Regions from separate parts of the Mus musculus genome. Here region 1 is linked to region 2. The links are chromatin contacts, found by Hi-C in ENCODE. All regions are on one chromosome and are shown on one strand. The core of a region is the stretch at or near the end of the contact, and the rest is flanking DNA. Distances in the headings are between cores, read along the strand shown.

Evidence for each region. Hi-C counts contacts between places; a loop is a spot of excess contacts on that map.
Region 1: a map of regulatory T cell shows a loop between it and region 2 (6-fold over the local background). The contact joins the promoter of Elovl5 here to the promoter of Mapk6 in region 2. A Hi-C loop is called at or near these places in 2 of 37 maps with a recorded cell type or tissue (T-helper 17 cell and regulatory T cell).

What each region holds. Positions count from the first base shown.
Region 1 is chr9:77,915,146-77,920,760 of GRCm38, reverse strand. Elovl5 (ELOVL family member 5, elongation of long chain fatty acids (yeast)) reads right to left here and starts at 3,396. Exons shown (of 8, transcript NM_134255.3): 1 at 3,235-3,396.
Region 2 is chr9:75,406,423-75,412,725 of GRCm38, reverse strand. It overlaps Mapk6 (mitogen-activated protein kinase 6), which reads left to right and starts at 2,710. Exons shown (of 6, transcript NM_015806.5): 1 at 2,710-2,863. It overlaps 4933433G15Rik (RIKEN cDNA 4933433G15 gene), which reads right to left and starts at 2,542. Exons shown (of 4, transcript NR_040719.1): 1 at 1,960-2,542; 2 at 862-1,018.

The DNA.
Region 1 (5,615 bases), core at 2,147-4,646, 2.5 Mb before region 2:
GGCTTTGCTTCGTGAATCAAAAGCACCCTGACCAATTCAGTCTTATTAGGCACTGCACTATCTGACGGACAGTTGTGCCATGTGTCCCAGAAACCTACCTCTGGCTCTCTTTTGGTGTAAAGTATAAAATAAGTATGCACAAAAGGGCTCCCAGTGTAAGCCAAACCAAGAAGCCTTTTGGAATCACAAACTGCTTCACTCATCTTTGGATCCAAACACCCCAGCCATGGACATATTTAACACATACCCACTAAGTCAGAAAGTTAATAAAAATGAATTGTGGATTGGGGACATACCTCAGTTGGTACACTGCTTGCCAGACCTGGGTCCCATGCCCAGCACAGCCCAGACCAAATGTTAACCTATACCTTATTATCCCTGTGCTTAAGAGATAGAAGTAGGAGGATCAGAAGTTGAGGGCTGACCTTTCAGAAACCCCTAAGATGAGGTCGGCCTAGACTACAATGAGACCCTGTCTTAAAACAAATGAATCAAGAATAGGATAAATACAGGAACATACTTCAGGCAGACTGAGAAGCAGCAAATTGTTAATCCTATGGTTTAGTGTGTGTGTATTCTACTTTTGCCTGCCAACTTACAATACCATAGACCACTTCCTCTCAGTTACCTGTCTTTTCCTGCATGCATTCCCATTCAGAGGCCATTCACATGGCTGCTTTCCCCCATGCCTCGTTTCTGTTTTTCCTGCCTCAGAGAGTTGAACCCAGAAGTTCACACGTGCTGAGTTTGGTTTAAGATGGTTCAGCACATGGTTAGAGTATTTTAAGTTAGCAAATAGCACAATTACATAAATGACATGTAGCTGACTAGACAAACAATCCAACAACAGACAGATGTAGTGAGAAGCTGGAATCCTGGAGATAAGGCTGTGTGTTTTTCAGAAAGTCAACATCTCTGGGCCTTAGCTCCAGGTTTGTTTGTTTGTTTGTTTGTTTGGGTGATTTGAGACAAGGTTTCTCTGTGCAGCCCTAGCCCTGGAACTAGCTCTGTAGATCATGCTGGCCTTGAACTCATAGAGATCTGCCTGCCTCTGCCTCCTGAGTGCTGGGACTAAAGGCAGGTGCTACTATCACCTGGCTGCTAGTTCCAGGTTTTTTAACAAAAAGATGGGTAATGGGACTCCCTAGAGGACCCTGGTTTGTGGAAAGAAACACTTAGCAAATCTGTTCTTAGCATCAGTTCATGACGCAGGATTGAAGGAGCTCAGTGGCAGTGTTTACTCAGCACGTGTGAACTTCTGGGTTCAGCTCTCTGCAGCAGGAAAAACAGAAACAAGGCATGGGGAAAGCAGCCATGTGAATGGCCTCTGAATGGGAACGCATGCAGGAAAAGACAGGCAACTGAGAGGAAGTGGTCTATGATATTGTGAATTGGCAGGCAAAAGTAGAATACACACACACACACCTCACACACACACACCCCTGGGAAGGTTAGTGTGTGTCAGAGTTTTTTTGTTAGGCAACAAATATGCTCTACTCTGCCATAGTTCCTGGAAGACAAGGCAATTTTGCCTCGATTTGTATGTAGACTTCAAGTTGGAAATCTAGCACAAAGGTGAGTACTTCCCCTCTAACAGCAGCACAAGCAGTAATTAGCGGAACTGCTGGGGGAAAGAATTCTGTGAACAACAGGCATCCAAAGGCTAAGGCTCTGGCCAAGAGAAACACTGTTAATCCCAGGGAAGGAAAAGGAAACATTTATCAAACCACTATTTAGCAGACCCCCTGTTGGGTTCTTCCATTTACAGTCTCTTGAAACCACCTAATAAATAAATCAGTTACATGGGACCCGGCTGGCTGACAAGGAAACCGAGTCAAGTAAGAACTACTTACTAGTTACCTATTTTGAAAAACCCAACACCCATGTTTCCTATTCATGGTTAAGTTTACCCTCCATTCTGTGAAAGTATATAACATTCCTCCTTTCTGTCTTCAGTTCCAAACTGAAAGACAAAAAGAGAATAGAAAAGGAGATGGCCTATGGTGGATGTTCCTGGCACTGACGTTATCAGGAGAAAAATCTCAAAGGAAAGTAGCCCCCCCCCCTTTTTTTTTTTCAAGGTCAGAGCTTTCGCAGAGAAACCCGGCAGTACTGGGACTGACTAGATAAACGATGCACCTGTGCCCAGCCATAGATAAAATCTACGGTGTGCATTCGCATTCATCTAATGCAAAGCTGACTGTATCTGTAGATTTTTGACCCAAATGCTGTGGCCTGAGACTTTGCAAAAGCACAAAGACTTGCAAGTACAAACCAACAGGTTATAACTGCCAAGCGGTTAGAGGAACGAATTACAAAACCAACAGACAACACTGGCCCTCCTGTACAACTGTACAAAACACTTCCTGCCACCAGCCCTGACATTAAAAAAACAGAAAGACAGTCGAGGCTTGGGAGGAGGGCTGCTCGCTCCCCCACAATTTCTTATCAGACTTCTCCCCGGGTATCCTCCAGCTAGGGAGTCATGCGTTGCATTCTTTCAATCGCCCCCTCCCCTTACGAAAATTCATCCAATGCATCCTTCAAATTTGCAATCAAGGCGCCTGGAGATAAGCATAATGTAATCTAGAGCAGGGACGCCAAGTTCAAAGGTGCCGAAGGCTTCAAGATCGTCTAAAAAGAACTCTCTCTGGACCTTACTATCTCCACCTCAAGGATAGGGGAAGGGGAAGGCTTGCTGGCAAGCAAACAATAAAGGACACTTTCCCTAAAACTCTGAGCAGCGCACTTTATGGATTCGCAGACTCCAGGCCGTTACCCGCAGCTATGCGTCCGCGTCTCCACCCTCCCGGGGCAGGCTGGGCTGCAGATACCCGCTGGAGTGGTCGCGGGAAAGCGGGCGTCCCTGGCAGCAGCAAAGGAGAGGAAAGCAGGGAAAGGCCAGCGCGCGGCCCCAAAGCCCGGTACTGCACGGACCCACGCGGACTCCTCCTCGGCAGCCCTTACGGTCGCTCAGAGAAAGCTCGGAGGAAGATCCAAGCGCGCCGCCATCCTTCCCTGCGATCTCCGCGCCTGTCAGTGCGCCAAAGTGGCTGCCACCCACGAACAGGTGCGAAAGCATCCATCCCGGCGGAGCTCCGCTCGGCCCGCGCCCCGCGCTCGCCGGGCCACGGTGCCTGCCGCCCCCCGCCCAACCCGGACCTCACGGCGCCAGCAGCCTGGCCGCACCCCAGTGCCTTGGCACCCGCCAAGTTCCTGAAGCAGGCGGCTCACCTCTCTGCCTGAGCGGCTACGGGGAGCACCGGACGGCAGCAGGACCGCGCGAGCAGGAGGATGTGCAAGCGGGCGCGGGAACAGAAGCAAGCTGCAGCCGCGATGCAAGAGGAAGGCGCCCGGCAGCTTCAACCCCGGCGTGGGCTGACCGTGACGTCACAATGGCGCGGCCAGCCAATCCGAGCCCGGAGGCAGGATCAAGCGCTATGATGTCATGCGGCCTTGGAACCAATCCTGGGGCGATAGAACTTTCGTGATTGTAAATTCCAGAATCAGATGCGGTGAGCAGAGGAAGCCAGGGTTGGTCTCCTGTGGTTCACGTGTCTCGGGGCAGTTTTCTTGCTTCTTCCTAATAAGCCTGCGTGGGACGCAGAGTCTGCGCAATAGCCACAGTGAAGTTCTGGATGCCCTGAACTCTTTCCAACAGCCGGGGGGCAGGGGCAGGCTTGGCGGTGGTTTTTTTGTTTTTGTTTTTGTTTTGGCAGGTGCCCACCCACCTAACGGGTTTCGCCACCATTGTGAAGGGGACCCTTTTCATGGTTTTAGCAAGGGTTCTAAAACCTAGGTGGAGCTGCTGTTGCGCAAATTGAAGCAACAGAAATCACTCAGAACTTTGCAACCGTAATTCTAGGATAGGTTGATCACACACTATTGGGAGTTTTGATATTTCTACTCTACGAAATTATCAGTCTTGTAATGAAATACTGTAATGTCTTTCAGCTGGGCAAATTCAAAGACTTAAAAGGGACGCAGGTACAAACATAAGAGCCTTTCTAGTTTTCGCTGCTGTTTGATAAATCAAGGCCTACAACTCTTACTTCAAACGTTAGAAATGTAACCTTTTGTTGTGCCCCCTTTGCTTTACACCCACTGACACAACACAGCCAAGCAGTCATTCAGTGTAGAAACATTTTTTTTAAATTATAGTAAAATGTTTATTGTATATTCAGCAATGTTCCAGGACCCAGACCACTGTCATAGGAATACGAATATACAAACTATAAACATTAGATAATTTAAACATTCACAAATTGCTGTAGCAATAACAATTAGTTGCCATTCATTTCTATAAACACTGAGTAAGGACCGCCTTCCCCGCAACAGTGCTGAGTGCTAACCATAAGTGCATGTCTGTCTGTCTATACAGGAAGTGTCGTTCAAGTGGCATGTGAGTGGTCATCTGTGCAACCTGGCCTCCTAGCATTCACCGTGTTCATTGTAATTGTCTCGTAGCTTTCACATACCAGGGACCGCTAAGATCTGTAGGCAAGTAATGCACTAAATCTAGCTTGTTTCTCCCCTCAATGGCATTTACAAGGCTCGAGGCATCATCTGCGACAGTTCTTTGTAATCTGGAGTATGACAAGAAGTCCTAACCATTTTTTTTTTTTTTTTGAATGGGTGAAGCATGAACTCAGCGGTGCCATGTTTGATCCCTGTTTCAGCTCCACTTGCCATCCGTGTTCCTCCTGTTCAGGATTCTTAACTCTTCTCTAGGCTATTTACTAGCAAGGCATACTCTTCTCTTCCTAGGGTTCCCAGTGTGTAATTTACATATGCAATCAGAGGCAGGCGGGACCTTCCCTGACACAGCAGCTAAATTTACTCCACTCCACAAGGTGTGAAATGACCAGCCTCATAGCTACCCCCATTTTAGTATCTTTGAATTCAAGTGTAAATCTGCAAGAAACGCACAGAACTTGTATAACCTCCCATCTTAGCTATTTTTTTCCCAAATAAAAAATCCCTATTCAGTGCCAGGCTTACTAAGTGATGGAATGGAAGAGAAGTGCTTTGGGTACCATGAGAACTGGATTCTTGGCCTCAGGAACTATAAGAACCATGAGAAGCTATCCCTGCCATTTTACCTAGCATATGTGATTTGAGATAGTTCTTTAGTAGTGTTCATGTGGTAATATAAAAAAATGTGTTTTTTCTATTAAATAATAATTTTATTCTCTATTTACTTTTAAATTATGGCAGCACCCCCCACCCCAGACACTTTGCTCTTCGTTTTTATCAGTGAGCCTACATCTCCTCTAATACACTTCCAAGTATGTAAGGACTGCTTCAGTATTACTTTTGAGGAAGGAATTATTTAATATCCTGGGCAATTTGTTTTATTGCAATAGCAGCTGCAGTTGAATTAAAAATGCAATTAACAGCTTCATTATAATACCGAATTCTAATGACTGAAGCTGCTACTGTTCGATTTGCATGGCATAATGAAACCTGTCTCTAAAGTGAAAAATCTATGTTAATCTCTGAACATCTCCAAGTTGAGTAGAATCTAGGATGACTGTGGTTTTATACTAAGAATGACACTGTACCATCTGTTGAGGTCTCTTGCTCCCCTTTCTTCTTTTCTTCTTCCTCTTTTT
Region 2 (6,303 bases), core at 1,461-3,960:
ACTAGACTGCTTAAACCCGAAAAGAGATCTGCTCACCTCTGCGTCCCAAGTGCTGGGAATTAAGGAGTGTACCACTACCACCTGGTGAGATTTTTAAAAAATGTACATGGGTATTCTGTCTGCACGGATGTCTGCACAGCACCATGTACCTGAGGAGGGTGTTGGATATCTTGGAACTAGAGCTATGGATGGCTGTGGGCTGCCACGTGGATGCTGGGAATTGACTCTGCTTTTTGCTACTGAGTCATCTCTCTTTTCCCAAGCCCTGGTTTTATCATTCTTAGTACTACATAGAATAATGGCCTGGTTTGTATCTGGTGGCATTTTGATTTGCTATAATGTAGGACAAAGCTGCAAGCTTCCCTGTTGCCCTTCCTGTTTATAGGGGATGGTCTCTTATTCAGGTTGTTTTTCTGGGTAATGAAATTTGTTGGTCATGACCCACACAAATGATTGGCCTACTCATTAAATAATTGTCATATACAGCTTCAAAAACGACTTGGAGAAGCTGGGTGTGGAGCATTGGGGAGACTGAGGCAGGATGAGCGTGAACTTGAGGCCAGTTGGGGCTGCACAGACAGACGTCTTTCAAAACAACCCCCTTCCAAATAAACCAAATGTTAGGGGAAGTGGCCTCCACTCATGTTTATGCTCATACAATAGGATTAAAAATCTAGCCTAGCTGTATTACCATGAACAAAATTCAGCTGTGCATACAAACATGACCTTTTTCTTCCTAAAAATTCCTTGGCAATTTCATACACGTATATAATGAAATGTGGTCATTCGCACTCCCTGCTGCTGTCTCTCATTTTTTGCTTGATTGCTTGCCTGCTTTGGAACCCCAAGGGCTGACCTCACCTCAAGATTCTCCTGTCTCAGCCTGCAGAATGCTGGGATGACAAGCGTTCACTACCACACTTGGTTTATACGCATGACCGACTTCAAGAAATTCTCATCCAGGAAGATGAATTTGCAAATACCTTATCGCGCTTTCAGGCAGGGACTTCCTCAAAGCCTATTTTTGGAAAGAACACATAAGTGACTAAACTCATCAGGGTAAACTCGCCTTCCACCCCCCCTCCCCCCACCCCCCGCCCCCAGCAAGATTCTGGGCTTATCCAACATTAAATTCTCCTAGACTTCTTTCAAAACTCTTCCCTTTCCCATCCTAAACTGTCACACCACTCAGTCCCAGTCAAGACCCCTTGATGAAAGGCCTATCATAAACCAAATCTCCAAAATTTTGTACCTAGCTCACCCTGACCTCTCTTTTAAGATTCCACAAACACTTAACATCGTGGACTCCTTTGACTCCTATAAAGCAATATGGCTGGCTTTAATGGAAGTCAGCAGAGATGCATTATAAACTTTCTGAGAGAAAGCATACGGCTTGCTATTTATGCTCACCACCACCACCACCCCGGGGGGTCCAGCCATTAGAGGAAGATGGAGGTCCCAGAGTCCATCAGGAGGAACTAGAGGGAGGACAGAGTGGGTCGGTGGAGCAGAACTTCACAGTGCCGGCTGCACTCAACAGCTGTAAATCTCGCTTTCTGTAGGCATTACTGCTCTTCTCCTGGTATTCAGATGGTATTGCTTTAAATATAATAGAGCTGGGCTCAGCTGCCTAAGCCTATAATCCAAGCTCTGGGGAAGCTAAGGCAGGGAGATTAGGTGTGCTAGGGCAGGCTGAGTTATAGAGAGATGCTGTCTCACAAAGCATATATTTTAATGTATCTCTGTATTAGGAAACATTGAAGCTCCTCTCAAGCTCTTAACTTCAAGTGACTGTGTCATCTCTGAAAGGGGTTTGCTGCTTACAGTGGATCATGGACTGCAGTGGCCATATTTTCTTTAGGATGGTCAATTACCACTGATAGAAAGGGCTAACCGAACCTCTCATTTTTCTTTTTTGTGAGGCGGGGTCTCAGTAGTCTGGGCTGGCTTTGAACTCACTATGCAGCCAAGGATTAACTGTATCTTCTAATCCTTCTGGTCTCCAAGACAGGGATCACAGGGGTACAACAACAAGCTCTCCCAGCCTTTTGAGACAGGGTCTATTATATAGCATAGGCTGTCCTGGCACTACATAGACTAGTTAACTCATGTGCCACTACTCCCAGGCAAACCCTGTGCTTTTTATATCTAAGTTCCTAAATACTTAAATTTCATCTAAGCACTGGAAGGGCAGCTATCTACCTTTCTCAGCACGCCTATGTCAAACTCTGGCTGGTCTCAGCGATCTCAACAAGCCAGCCACCCTGCTGACTGAGCTTTTGCTCAGTTTTCCCAGGACCCCTCACTCATTCACCTCCCTGGTTACCGCGGATGCTTCTAGAAGCAGCCAACGGACCCCGGGGACCGATCCCAGGGGCCTTCCCAACACCACCCTGAGCTTATCTGCTCAACAATCTGGCCTAGCATATTCGCCTTCGCCCACTTCCTCCCGACAGCACGGGACCCAGCAGCCGTTCAGACGCTCGCCCTGTCGGGTCACTTGGTACGACACTCTGGGCGGTGGTTCAGCTGAGGCCGGGGTGTACCCGCCAGCAGGCCGCGTGCAGCTCCGACCGCCCCCGCGGCGCGCGCAGTCACGGGCGTTGGAAATTCCGGCGCGTGCGGCTCCCCGGCTGGCGGGGGCGGGGCCGCCGTGGAGTGAGCCTGTGACGTGAGGGGGCGTGCCTCTGCGAGGCCCCGCCTTCTCTCCGCGCCCTCTCTGGCGGGTCGGGGTTACATGGCGGCGACTGCGGCAAAGCGAGAGCCTCGGAAACGCCGCTGCCGCCAGCACAGCCGGAGACCTGAGCCGACCTTGAGGGCTGTCCGCGGGCCCTGCACTCTGTCGATGAGTCGGAGAAGTCCCGTGAGTGTGTATGTGTGTGTGGCCGGGTGCGGGCCGGCGCGGGAGGGAGCGGCAGAGGGCCCGGCGGCGGCGCCGGCTCCCGCGTCCATTGTGTGTGACCCTCCGGGCGGCCGCCGCTCAACAAAGACGCTTTTGTTCCGTGTGCCCGCTCAGCCCGGGCGGCGCGGCCGGCTGCGAGGGCCAGGTCCCCGCGTGGGGCTGGCGGCGCGGCCGGCGCGCCCCTCCCACCCGGCACGCCCCTCGCCGGGCAGCCGGCCGCAGGCATAGCTGGCGGGCCCCCGCCGCCTGCACCGGGCTGCGCTTCGCGGGTTCGAGTCCCCGCCGCCCGCGCCCGGTTCCGCGGGTTCGAGTCCCCGCCAACGCGCAGGCGAGGGCGGTGGTCCAGGAGCGCTTGAGGCGGTGGAGGCTTGCCTTCCTGGCTCGCTGCCTCCCTCAAGCTCTCCTGTCTCCTCCCCTCCCCAGCCTGCCCGGGTGACTCGGCCTCAGCTGACTCCGGCCGGGCAAAGTCTCCGGCACGTTGCGTAGCGCTCTGCTCCTGCCCCTAAGTCCGCCCAAGTTTGTGCCTGGCGGTCCACGAGGTGCCGGGGACCGGCCTGAGACAGGGCTCCTGACACCTTTCCGGACGTTAAGGTGTGATCCGGAAAAACACCCTGATGAAAACGTACGTTACCGGTTACAGGCCTCCTCACTTGGAGCTTGTTATGATCGGACTTGGGAGTTGTGAGGAGTGGAGGGCTTTCGGCCGCCTTTTGTTCCTGCCTGGCTTTGGCTCTCCGGCTCAGGTGCCTTGGGGAAGCTGCGTGCAGCAAGCTCCTTTAGATCGCTTTCGTGTTTTACCTTTCTTTGACTTGAAAGTAGGAAAGATGGAGCGCAGGGACTTGGTAAAGGGGAGTTAGGTCTCTTTACAGTATCTAAACAGTTCGTGTTCGTTGCTAAGAGTCCGGAGGCAGTATTAACTTTTTATGGATACAGATAGATGATTGTCAGAGGGGGAAATAAAAACGTTCTCAGGCCATCAAACGAAGAGCAGCTAGCTTCAGAATAAATTGTTGATTATTCTAGCGTTTTTATTTTGGTAAAATTCTGGGTTTTGACGTTCTGTCTCTTTAACGTTGGAGAACTGCGTTGGAAAGAATTTGAGAAGAATGTGGGGTCTAACCAGGGTCCAGTCCTCAAAGGGATTTTGTTGGTTGCAGAGACAGTCGCCACGTAGTCCCAGCTAGGCTTTGAGTAACGATTCTCCTGCCTCGGCTTCCTGCTGGGTTTAACACGTGTGCACCATTGTCCCCAGCTTGAGAGTTTCTAGAAATGACAGATTTTAGTGTTTGGAAATAATTTTGAATTGAGTGGAAGAAACATATCTTTAGCTTGTAGTTGTTAAAAACCTGTTTGTAAGCTGCTTTAACAAAAATATATGTTGTATTAATGTAATTACATCATAAATCTTGCTTTACTGATGTCCCAATTAATAATTGTCATCTCGGAAGCTTGTCAGATTTGAGCAGACAGTTCTATCGCTTCAGTATTACTGTTCCTGAAAAAAAAAAAAAAAAGACCCTGGGAAAATGAAACATTGTTTAAAGTCAGCTTTCTATATGAGGATATTTTGCAGTTTAGTCATTTGCAGGAGAGGATTAAAGTAGCCTGCCCACTTTTTGCGATTAAAAAAGATTCTGGGGAGGACTGGCTTGCGGAACATTTAGTTTCTCAGTAGAAAAGACAACGGTTTTAAAGACAAGTGTAAGTGCCGAGAGCGCTGCAGCATTTTATGTAAGTTCCCGGAGGATGTGAGAACTAAGAACTCACAACCTCGCAGGCCTGCTGACTCAGGGGACCCGGGGAAGGGCCTGGGGTCCAGTGGGAGGAGGCACAGAAGGAAGGCTGCAACTTTGGAGTTGGGTGATGACTCACCCTGCCCACTGCCGCCACTACTACGTGGCTTTTTTTTTTTTTTTTAAATGATAGGCTAAAGTGTTTCTGTCCATATCAGAAATCTCTTTTTCTCCGAAGGATAGTGTCAAAAAACAAAAAAACTAATGGCTTCTTAAATTGGCTCTTAAAAGGATATCCAGTACCCTGCAGGTACAATTGTGTAACATTTGTTGAGAGAAAAGATAAAGTCAATTGCTGTTTAGTTGCTGAAATTAAATGTTTGATAATAACAGGTCTTTGGCTGCTAGTAAGAGAGATTTTTTTAGGAAGTTATATATGGACAGACAGTACATTATAGTCTTGGTGGAAATTGGCTAGTTTTCATTGATCATCTATAAGGTATTGGTTTAAGTGTTGTTAGTAGGAACTGTAAAACATACTTTCTTGTGATATTTATGCATTTTCAGTATATTGAAATTATTACTATCATTTTTATCAGTATGGGGTTTTGCCTGCATGTATGTCTGTGCACCATTTGACTGGTACCTTCAGAGAGGCCTGAAGAAGACATTGGATCTCTTGGCACTGGAGTTTCAGAGGCTTGTGAGCTGCCATGTGGGTGCTAGGAATCAAACCTGGATCCTCTGGAACTGCAGCCAGCTTTTGTAACTGCTGAGCCGTCCCCGAGCCTGGTGAATTTTCTATTTTAATGAGGACAGGTTGAAACAGGCATTGTTACAAACACTGTTTCCAATCAGTTTTTAAAGAGAGAAACTGAATGGATAGTTCCAAATTTAGGATTTAAGCTGAAGCTCGGTAATAAAATAGTGAACATATTTCATGGCCTGCAATAACAGATTGGTGTAAAATAAGATTGAAGGAGGGCAGAGCTGGGGTTGTGCTCACTTTGAAAGCCACCGCTGCTCAGGCAGAGCCCACCTGAGCTGTGAGGTTGAGGCAGTCTGCTGAGTGTGGGAGACCTGCCTACAAGATTTTGAGGGGAAACAAGACATATTGAAGGTGACAATTTGTTTCCTAATGGAGGAAATATATAAAAATCCCCCCACCCATTTGTTATTTTCTCTTCACTGTTCATTTTCTGAAAGTTGTTTGGGAAGTTTCCTGGGCAGTGACTGTATCGTGGGTTTGAATTAAGTCTTTGGAGACATTTTGAAGTTGTATTGCATGCTCTACACAAGTAATTCTAACTCTGATTAATTCAGACCCACTCTCCCTTACTAAAGGAAACACAGAGACACATGTAAAAAGGCTGAGAGTTTCAAAGCATCACAGGACTTAGAAATTGAGCATGTGGGCCTTTTAAATGCAGGTAATCAGTGGTTGTTCGTATTCAGAAGTTAAAAGCAGGCAGGTTTTCCCTGAGGTGTGGATTCCTGAGGTTAGGTGGGCAGCCCTCTCTCCCCTGCTTTCAGTTCCTTGTGTGCATTGCTCCTTTGAATTGTGTGTTACTTCAGGGCTCCTGTTAAACCAGGAAGATACCTCCAAAGTCACCTCTCTGTGACATTGTTGGCACTCCTCTGCCAGCCCTGACAGGCTGTTTTAAAAGT